Regions from separate parts of the Homo sapiens genome. Here all the other regions are linked to region 3. Evidence: chromatin contacts called from ENCODE Hi-C or POLR2A ChIA-PET data. All regions are on one chromosome and are shown on one strand. Each heading gives the region's core, a stretch centred on a gene start or an enhancer-like site at or near the end of the contact. The rest is flanking DNA. Distances are from core to core; before and after follow the strand shown.

Region 1 (3,461 bases), core at 190-2,689, 260 kb after region 3:
CATAGTGGCATGGGATCTGCTAAGCCCAGGCCCTTTAAGCTTGTTGTATAAAGCTGGAAGATATGAATCTTCCCAGCTTGAGCTAATAGGTAAGGCCCTACTAACTCACTGTGCCCCATTTCTGTTTTGTGCAGCGGTGACCCATGGTCTGCTTCTAACAACCAAACAAGGCTTGATTTTAGCTAAGCTTGTTTGAGGCAGTGAGAAGTTCAAAGTCTTCTAATTACACAGAGAACTAGAAGAATGCTTGCTCTCCTTACCAGTCCTCCACCCTCCCCCACCATCTGATAGTACCTCATTCCTGCCTAAGGCTTTCCTGTCCCTGCTGCAGTTCTTGTCAGTTAGATGCTAAGAAAATGGACCAGCTAAAACTGGTTTGAAGTTGACCACTACTTTCTGCTACAGAAGATCCCTAGCTTACCAACGGTTTGACTTAATGATGGTTCAACTTAAGATTTTTCCACTTCATGATGGTACAAAGGCAGTATGATTTCAGTAGAAAGCATACTTCAAGTACCCATACAACCATTCTGTTTTTCACTCTCAGTACAGTATTCAGTAAGTTACTTGAAATATTCAGCACTTTATTACAAAACAGGCCTTTGTGTTAGATGATTTTGCCCAACTGTAGGCTAATGTACGTGTTCTGAGCACGTTTAAGGTAGGCTGGGCTAAACTATGATGTTCAGTAGGTTAGATGTATGAATATTAAACGCATTTTGAACTTGAGATTTTTCCACTTACCTGGGCTTATTGGGATATAACTCCATTGTAAGTCAAGGAGCAGCTGTATTTGAAAAAAGGGGAAAATCTTGCCTTAAAACATCCAGGATGGAGTTATAAATAGTTCTCAACTAATAACAAATTGAAATTGAGTTATATAACCCTTCATCCTGTCCCGCGGGGGGTTCTCAGCACCTATTCTCACTAACCCAGTCTCATGGGAGAGGCTCCGTAGCAGCTGTGCCTAGGGTTAAACCAAAGAGATGACTGGCAACCTTCCAATCCAGAATAGCGATATAATGCCAACAGAAAAAGTAAGAGAAGCTGGCAATCTGTGTAGCCCCAAGGGTAGAGATGTAGATAAAAATTCCTGCACATTTAACCTGCTGTCACCAGATTCTGAGAAGCAGAATATAACAAGTGTAGTTATTGTTATTCCATTCATAAGTGAATTTGAAAAACTCAATTTAAATTAATATATGTGTTTCCAAAACATGCCCACAGGGAAGGAGCAGTCTTCATGTTCCATTGACTCCAGAGACGTTCCCATTAAATGCATCACCAACCCTAGAGTTTAGGTCCTGCACATTGTTAGCTCTGCTGTGCGAAAACATGAATTAAAGCTTAAAAGATCATAGAAGTGAAACCATGTACTAGAAACTACCACAGGTGCGTTGGCAGGGGAAATATATGCAAAATACTACATCTAGTTTGTTGTGGAACTAATTAGGAAAAAGTTTTTCAGGAGCCAGTTGCCATAGCTATTCCTCTAAGTGTGACTGAGGTATGAGCAGTAAGTGTACGTTTTAATCTCTGCTAATGTGTCTTCCTCTGATGGCTGGAGAAATATGTCTCAAATACTGTATATGAATCTTCTAAAATCCAAGGCTTTTTTAAAATAAAAAAACCCCCAGGAAAGCCAACACATCAGACACCTGACCATATTTCAGAAGAGGAGTCTTAACCATGTTTCAGGGAGTCCACCACATCTAAAAGTCGCTGTGTTTTGGTCCTGCTGGGGAGCTGTCACCCACTGGGGCTGCCCTCCAGTGGAACAGTTTGCTAAACAGTTCGTTGGCCAGATTTATATGAGAACAGGGTGACATGTAACTAACCAGTCTCTACTTCATAGATTATCCTCCCCAGACCCCCCATTCTAATTGAGGCTTCCTTGGTACCAGTAACAGAGAAGGGAGTTTTAGTGAATGAAAGTACAGGAAACAAGAGTGGCAGCTAGAGTCAGGCTGTTAGTAGAGGGGCAAGTCTTTCAAATCCAGTAAGAAATTTTGAGTCATAGAGGTGGGAAACTACGAAGTTAAGATCATTATCAGTGTGACCTGAGCCCAGTCATTTGGTTAAGTTTCTTCCAGGAAGGATTATGACCTACCTCTTCATTATAGGATAGGATCCTCTGCTTTCCTAAAGAAAGGGATACAATTCATCAATGTTTTGGTACCCCCAGGGACATGAACAAGAAATTTTAAAAGGCCTTTTCCTTCACTTAAAAATCTGTCCAGTTCAGGACCTATTTAAAAGAACTACCTAGAGCCACTTGTACTTCCAGCCAAGATAGAGAAACAGAGACTGAATTACCATCCCACATGAAACAACTTTAAAAACAATAAAAAAAACATGTAAACCCTCATAACACAGCAGTTTTCAAGATATTTTTCATCAGACAACAAAGGACAGTATTCCTGAGAGTTGAGGAATAGTTTTCCCGTCATACTTATTTTCCCGTCAAACTATCTTAAGATAGTTTCCACTCATGGTGCAGAGAGAAAGATTTCTGAAGTTGAAGAGATGGAACTGAGAGTCCAAAGAGACGGCTAGAGGCAGCTAGAGTTAATAGAACAGAGTACAAAAGAAAAGAGAGCTGCAAAATGAAAAAACCCAGAGATCTACACAGAATCCTTGAACATTCATCCCAATTTTTTTGTTTGTTGTTTTTTGTTTGTTTGTTTTGAGTTGGAGTCTCACTCTGTCATCCAGGCTGGAGTGCAGTGGCACAATCTCGGCTCACTGCCACCTCCACCTCCCGGGTTCAAGAAATTCTGCCTCAGCCTCCTGGGTAGCTCGGATTACAGGCACCCACCACCACACCTGGCTAATTTTTGTATTTTTGGTAGAGACAGGGTTTCACCATGTTGGCCAGGCTGGTCTCGAACTCCTGACCTCGTGATTCGCCCGCCTCAGCCTCTCAAAGTGCTGGGATTACAGGCGTGAACCACTGCACCCACCCTCACCACAGTATTAATTAGTGTATGCATATGTGGAAATCATCTAAAGTGGAGGAAAGAATAATGTGAAAGGATTAGAAGGGAGAGTACCTGCTTCCAAAAGCCTGATTGGAAAAACTTACAATTCATTTGGCATTGGATAGAGTACTCAGATCTTGCCTCAATGATAGAGAATAATTACCCTAGACTGAGCACTGCTTCAGACCCACCTAATAAATCATGGAAACAAAAATAAAGCCAGGTATCTAACAGCATCCCTGATCAAAGCTCAAAATTAATAGGAATAAAAAATATTTAGATAAGGTAAAATTCACAATGTCTAGCATACGTGCAGAGATGACCAGACAGGCAAAAAAGGAAAACATGACCCAGGATGAGGAAAATAATCAGTCAATCAAAACTGACCCAGAACTGACACAGATGTTAGTATGAGCAAAGTACATCAAAACAGATATAATTGTATTCCATATATACAAAAAGTTAGATAGATACATGGAG
Region 2 (3,154 bases), core at 572-3,071, 360 kb before region 3:
CTACTCTGAGCCTACACGCCATGTCTGATGAAGTAATGAAAGGACCATAAACCCAAGGGAATGTTTGCTGTGTCAAATCACAGCTTAGTAACCTAGAAAAGAGGCTCTGTCCCTTCCTCTAGGGAATCTGATGTTTACAAAGGAAGACACCATGGCACCTCAAATGACATCCTTTCATATTGTGAAGATGGGATAAAGAGACTTCACTGTATTCCACTGCAGACTTATCCATATGACATGACCTATTTAAAAAATTTACTTAAAGCAGCATGGGGCTGGGTGCAGTGGCTCATACCTGTAACCCCAGCACTTTGAGAGGCCGAGGCGGGCGAATCACCCGAGGTCAGGAGTTTGAGACCAGCCTGGCCAACATGGTAAAACCCTGTCTCTATTAAAAATACAAAATTAGCTGGGAGTGTAGTATGCACCTGTGATCCCAGCTACTCAGGAGGAAAAGGCAGAAGAATCACTTGAACCTGGGAAGCGGAGGTTGCGATAAGCCAAGATTGCACCATTGAACTTCAGCCTGGGCAACAGAGCAAGACTCTGTCTAAAAAAAAAAAAAAAAAAAAAAAATTGTTTAAAATTATCCAGGCATGGTGGTATGCATTATATGCCAGCTCCTGGGGAGGCTGAGGCGGGAGGGCTGCTTGAGCCCAGAAGTTAAGACTGTAGTGAGCTATGATCATGCCACTGTACTCTGCCTGGGTGGGCAACAGCAAGACTCTGTCTTTAAAAAAAAAAGGGGGGGGAGGGGGTAGAAAGGCATGCCAGTTTAAAAATTCAAATTCCAGGGGGAAATGCTTGCCCTCTGCCAAACAAGCCAATTTCCAAGTATCAAGCCTGTTACACTAAACATTTCTGTTGTCTGACATTTCTATTATCTGGCTAATAAACCAGGGTTACTTCAAACTACTATCTAAAAAATCCACCAAGCATTTTGTACTCTTTCTATAAAGAAGCCACTAAAACTTAATACACAAATCTAAGAGTAAACATTAAACTGCTTTAAACTAAGACTGTATAAATCTGAATTTTTGAATTTAAGTTTAGACAAAACCAGCACCTACTGCTTAGCTTCTATGGCCTGGATTTAAAGACTTGCCACCACCAAGTTACCAATTTGGAGGAAATGTTAAGATTTCCAGAGTCTCATCAAAAGATTACTTTGGGAGGAAGAGGCGGGTGGATCATGAGGTCAGGAGATTGAGACTATCCTGGCTAACACAGTGAAACCCCGTCTCTACTAAATATACAGAAAAATTAGCCGGGCGTGGTGGCGGGTGCCTGTAGTCCCAGCTACTTGGGAGGCTGAGGCAGGAGAATGGCATGAACCCAGGAGGTGGAATTTGCAGTGAGCTGAGATCACGCCACTGCACTCCGGCCTGGGCAACAGAGCGAGACTCTGTCTCAAAAAAAAAAAAAAAGTTTAGACAAAAAGCACAAGTGCCCACAAAACTCTGGCAACTTATGCTGCTTCTAAAGGGAAACCATGACCTGCTCAAGCCAGTTACTACCAATTGTGGTTGCAGACAAACAAGTGGGAGGCCTTGATTTACATGCTTTGATCTTCAAAAGCAGAAAATTTTTTTCTTTACTATTAGCCACACAAACTTTCTGCCCAAAGCACAGGGGCATCTGCCTCCTGGTGTTCACAGGTATTTTCAGCTCTGTTGATGGACTAATAAATTCTGAGCACCCAAGGCCATATGTGTTACTCACTGCACAGTCAGGAGATAACAGACTCTGAGAAGTGGCCACTCCCAGCTGCACTGAAATGACAGTTGGTCTCAACTCAACCATCCTGAGTCAAGTCAAGTTGGACCTAAAAGAGATTTCACAACATTTTTGCATAATAGCTCAAGTTCCTCTTTTTTTTTTTTTTTTTTTGAGACGGAGTTTCGCTCGTCGCCCAGCCTGGAGTGCAATGGCACGATCTTGGCTCACTGCAACCTCCGCCTTCCAGTTTCAGGCGATTCTCCTGCCTCAGCCTCCTGAGTAGTTGGGATTACAGGGACCCGCCACCATGCCCAGCTAATTTTCGTATTTTTAGTTGAGACAGTTTCACCATGTTGACCAGGCTGGTCTCGAACTCTTGACCTCATGATCCACCCGCCTCAGCCTCCCAAAGTGCTAGGATTACAGGCATGAGCCACCACACCTGGCCCAAGTTTCTCATTTCTTATGTGGTACTGGAAGGGTTAAGAGCAACTCTGGCATCAGAGCTAGGTTCAAATTCTGCATAGCCACTTTTTAACCATGAGGTTTTAGACAAGTCTAACTTCTCAGAGGTTAGAGAAGCAAAGCAATGTTTATTTCAGAAAGTTGCTTTGAGGACTGCAGAGGCAACTACAGCACCTAGCGCAATACCTGGACACAAGAAACAGCACATCAGCAGTTAACCTTACTGATAAGCAAGCAGGAAATGTAAGCACTGTTGCTCATGTGGCATTGTTTTTTTCTTTTTTTTCTTTTTTTTTTTTTTTGAGACAAGGTCTGGCTCTGTTACCCAAGTTGGATTTCAGTGGTGTGATCTTGGCTCACTGTAACCTCCACACCCAAGGCTCAAGCCATCCTCCTACCTCAGCCTCCTGAGTAGCTGGGACTACCACGCCTGGCTAATTTTTTCCAAAGACAGGGTTTCGCCATGTTGTCCAAGCTAGTCTTGAACTTGTGAGCTCAAGCATTCCTCCAGCCTCAACCTCACAAGGTCCTAGGATTACAGGCGTGAGCCACCGCACCCGGCCCCCATGTGACATCTTTGAAGGTGCTCCCACCATCTCTTCTGAAGAGGGGTGCTAGGCCAGGTCACTTGATTTAGGAACTGACCAAGACAATGTAAACAAAAGCTTTTAAAACTAATTTTATTCCTAAAGTTAAAATCAGCTAGCGGGTAGCACTGAAAATACACCTTCACTATACAAAACAATGTAAACTGATTACACATTAATAAGGAATTTAGCACACACACTTCTAATAAAAGAAGCTAGATGCAGCCCTTGCTATAAAAAGCTATACCTGAACAAAAATGGACATGTGGAGTCTAAGGCCCTGGCAGTCGACTAGAGAATGTCAGTTGTTCCCAATTATGTTTAAATGCAGAAACAGCAACAATGTGGAAACTTACATTCATCAAATGTTAGCATTTAAAATA
Region 3 (3,398 bases), core at 37-2,536:
TGGAAGAGAGGAAAATTGACAAAAATGTCGCAGTTTCCTATTAAGAATATATATTGGAATTCACAGTTTTTAAAATATGAGTACATATACCAAAAATGCCCTAATGCAAGGTGATCCCCAAATCCAATCAATTTTTCCAATGGACTAATAACAAATATTTGCCAGGGAGAAAATAAAAATGTGTTTGAGAATCACATGGATCAATGGGGAAAAACATAAAAATAAATGAAAAATAAAAATATGTTGGCATAGCCCTAATTACATAAGCTTAAGGGAAATCAAATATGCACTTCCAATATTTCGTTAATTTATTTAGATACAGCTATACATTTGTATATGTTATGGGGTAATATACAAATATTACTCTTTTCCACTTTCAGTTTTCAAAAAGATTTTGTAACTCAAGCTCTTCACAGGCATCTCCCACTTAGTGGTTTTCCCTCTCCAAGGCAATTTTTGAATCTTCTAAGCCTGTGTTTCAGGGCTCAGTATTTTTTACTCTGTTAAGCAGAGTGAGAGACAGGCTGTCATGAATCTGGACATTTTTATTTTTAATTTTTTTTAGACAGGGTCTCATTCTGTTGCCCAGGCTGGAGTGCAGTGGTTTGATCACAGCTCACTGCAGCCTCGACTTCCCAGGCTCAGGTGATCCTCCCACTTCAGCCTCCCTAGTAGCTACGGGCACATGCCACATGCCCGGCTAATTTTTTTGTATATTTTGTAGAGATGGAGTTTTACTATGCTGCCCAGGCTGGAAATCTGGACATTCTTAACAAACCTCAGTGACATATTTATGCGTTGTTAGGGCATTTTTAAAATGCATCCTATAGGTGCATACTTATGGCCTCCACAGTATCAATGTGGGATTTACTTTCTTTCCTTTTTTTTTTTTTTTTTTTTTTTTTTTTTTTTTTTTGAGACAGTCTGGCTGGAGTGCAGTGATGCCATCTCGGCTCACTGCAACCTCCGCCTCTGGGGTCAAGTGATTTTCCTGCCTCAGCCTCCCAAGTAGCTGGGATTACAGGCGCCTGCCACCACGCCTGGCTAATTTTTTTGTATTTTTAGTAGAGACGAGGTTTCATCATGTTAGCCAGGCTGGTCTCAAACTCCTGGCCTCAAGCGATCCTCCCGCCTCGGCCTCCCAAAGTGCTGGATTACAGGCGAGAGCCACCGCGCCTGGTCGCTAGTTGAGATCTTTAAAAGCCAATGTGTCTACCACAAACTGTCAGTTTGCTCTTCAAAATGAAGTTCTTGAGAGAACAGCGCCCCCTAAAGACAATTTTTTAAAAGATTACCTCCTTCCTGTGGATTATTGGTGAGGGGATAGGGGAGACCTAAATATACGCAACAAAACAAGTAGTAAAGGGGTGAGTATGTCTTTGCTTTTAGAAAATAAAGAGTCAATCCCAGGCCCCAGGACTCCCGGGGCTCAGCCCAAGCCCCCATCCCCTCACCCCAAGGAGCCAGCACCTTCTGATTCCGGGGCAGACACTACTGAGTTCCCGTAGGGAGACAAGGTCTGCTCCTGCAGCAGGAAATAGGGGATGGAGAGGTGGGGGCAGCCCAGCTCCAGGACACCCTGGGAAACTCCCAGCCTGAGAACCTTCCTCTCAAGGAAGCCCAAGGGGCACTTGGCTCCATCTCCAGCCTTTTTTCCTGGCAACCTCAAATGGAAAGAGAAAATTCCTCTTTCAAAGCTCAGCAAATTTTCTGTTTCCAATTAAAACAAAACAAAACAAAACAAAAAAACCCAAACAAACAAAACAAAGTTCAGTTTCAGTTTCCATTCTCAGCCGGCAGGAGAGATGGCTGCTGAACTAAGGCAGCCCAGCAGAGGGAGGCTCAGCTGATGCCTGGAGGGCCCCCTAGCCCTCTCTGCACCCTAAAAAGAGGAAAGTAAGCTTAGTGATTCTTCCGTCGGTGGCTCACGCCTGTAATCCCAGCACTTTGGGAGCCCAAGGCGGGCAGATCACCTGAGGTCAGGAGTTTGAGACCAGCCTGGCCAACATGGTGAAACCCCGTTTCTACTAAAAATACCAAAAATACCAAAAATTAGCCGGGCGTGGTGTCAGGTGCCTGTAATCCCAGCTACACAGGAGGCTGAGGTGGGAGAATCCCTTGAACCCGGGAGGCAGAGGTTGCGGTGAGCTGAGATCACGCCATGGGTGACAGAGCAAGACTCTGTATCAAAAAAAAAAAAAAAAAGAAAGAAAAAGGGCAGCTAACTCTCTCTCTAACCCACACCATCTCCCTGCCCTTCTGCAGTTCTGTGGCCTACTGGACAAAGGCTGGGAGTTGCCCCTTACAGGGCTGGGCAGAAGCAGAGACGATTCATTCCTGGTCCCACAGAGATGGCAGGCTTCCAGGACCTGTATGACACCCCTGGGGACAGGCTGGATGTCTTCATAAAACATCCTTCCAGTCTGCCTTCGTAAAACAGCCTCCAGCCCCAGGGAGACTGGAAGGATGAAGTGAAGGATGCCGGGCATTGAACTGAGCAGTTCTTGAGGGATCAGTTCTTCTATAATGAGCTGATTCTGGACCAGGAAGTCAGGGTGCTGAAGATGGCAAAGGTGAGCACTCAGGAACCCCCGGGGTTCAAATCCCAGCTCTGCCCTGTGGGACTGTGGGGCTGTGGGATAGGTAAGGGATGAGTTATTTTGTCTCTCTGAGCATCGGTCTCTTCCTCTCTAAAACCGGTTTCTAATGAACAATAAATGGGATAAAGCATAGAAAAGTGCTCTTAAGCAGTAAACTATTCTACAAATCTGGATGATGATGATGATGATGATGATGATGATGATGATGATTTGGGATCCAGCTCTCTAAGTGCCAGGGAATCAAGTGGACTATGGGTAGCAGGTTTGTATAAAATTTATGCCTTTTGGCCAGGCACAGTGGCTCACACCTGTAATCCCAGCACTTTGGGACGCTGAGTGGGGAGGATCACTTGAACCCAGGAGTTCAAGGCCAGCCTGGGCAACATTGCAAGACCTCATCTCAATTATTTAAAATTTTAAACTTTTTTATATATTATTTAAAAAAAATTTTTAAAGAAATTAAAATAAAATTTATGCCTTTTGTTTCCTCTTTAACCAGCCCCACTTAACCCCTAAAGTCATCAAGATCATCTATATTTTCCTTCTAAAATGGCACTGACTGGCCGGGCGCGGTGGCTCACGCCTGTAATCTCGGTACTTTGGGAGGCCAAGGCAGGCGGAACACGAGGTCAGGAGATCGAGACCATCCTGGCTAACATGGTGAAACCCCGTCTCTACTATAAAAATACAAAAAAAAACTTAGTCAGGTGTGGTGGCAGGCGCCTGTAATCCCAGCTACTCGGGAGGCTGAGGCAGGAGAATGGTGTGAACCCGGGAGGCAGAGCTTGCAGTGAGCTG

Evidence for each region. A loop is a pair of places that touch in the nucleus more often than their neighbours do. ChIA-PET counts read pairs that join two places held with the same protein, here RNA polymerase II (POLR2A). Pooled maps may share reads with other maps.
Region 1: a pooled map shows a loop between it and region 3 (3-fold over the local background). The contact joins two enhancer-like sites. A Hi-C loop is called at or near these places in 2 of 50 pooled maps. POLR2A ChIA-PET finds 5 or more read pairs at or near these places in 3 of 52 experiments (BJ, PC-9 and activated B cell).
Region 2: a loop to region 3 is called in a pooled map, with 6 times the contacts of the local background. The contact joins two enhancer-like sites. A Hi-C loop is called at or near these places in 1 of 37 single-sample maps with no recorded cell type and 3 of 50 pooled maps. POLR2A ChIA-PET finds 5 or more read pairs at or near these places in 2 of 52 experiments (GM10248 and GM12878).

What each region holds. Positions count from the first base shown.
Region 1 is chr12:120,796,394-120,799,854 of GRCh38, reverse strand. All of the region lies in intron 2 of SPPL3 (signal peptide peptidase like 3), which reads left to right. Among named protein-coding and RNA genes, the nearest start is that of ACADS, 72 kb to the right of the region's middle. Within about 2 kb of position 1,439, at least 3 of the 41 ENCODE cell types and tissues checked have a DNase peak (open chromatin) inside an H3K27ac peak, as active enhancers do.
Region 2 is chr12:121,424,043-121,427,196 of GRCh38, reverse strand. It overlaps RNF34 (ring finger protein 34), which reads right to left. Exons shown (of 6, transcript NM_025126.4): 6 at 2,849-3,154. It also overlaps a transcript of KDM2B not described here. Among named protein-coding and RNA genes, the nearest start is that of MIR7107, 19 kb to the left of the region's middle. RefSeq lists an enhancer at 1,608-1,687. Within about 2 kb of position 1,821, at least 8 of the 41 ENCODE cell types and tissues checked have a DNase peak (open chromatin) inside an H3K27ac peak, as active enhancers do; they include GM12878, where a contact is called at or near this core.
Region 3 is chr12:121,058,624-121,062,021 of GRCh38, reverse strand. LOC105378258 (a long non-coding RNA gene) reads left to right here. Exons shown (of 4, transcript XR_007063492.1): 4 at 2,266-2,732. It also overlaps the pseudogene OASL2P. Among named protein-coding and RNA genes, the nearest start is that of OASL, 21 kb to the right of the region's middle. RefSeq lists enhancers at 1,441-1,620, 1,641-1,810, 1,931-2,020. Within about 2 kb of position 1,286, at least 20 of the 41 ENCODE cell types and tissues checked have a DNase peak (open chromatin) inside an H3K27ac peak, as active enhancers do; they include GM12878, where a contact is called at or near this core.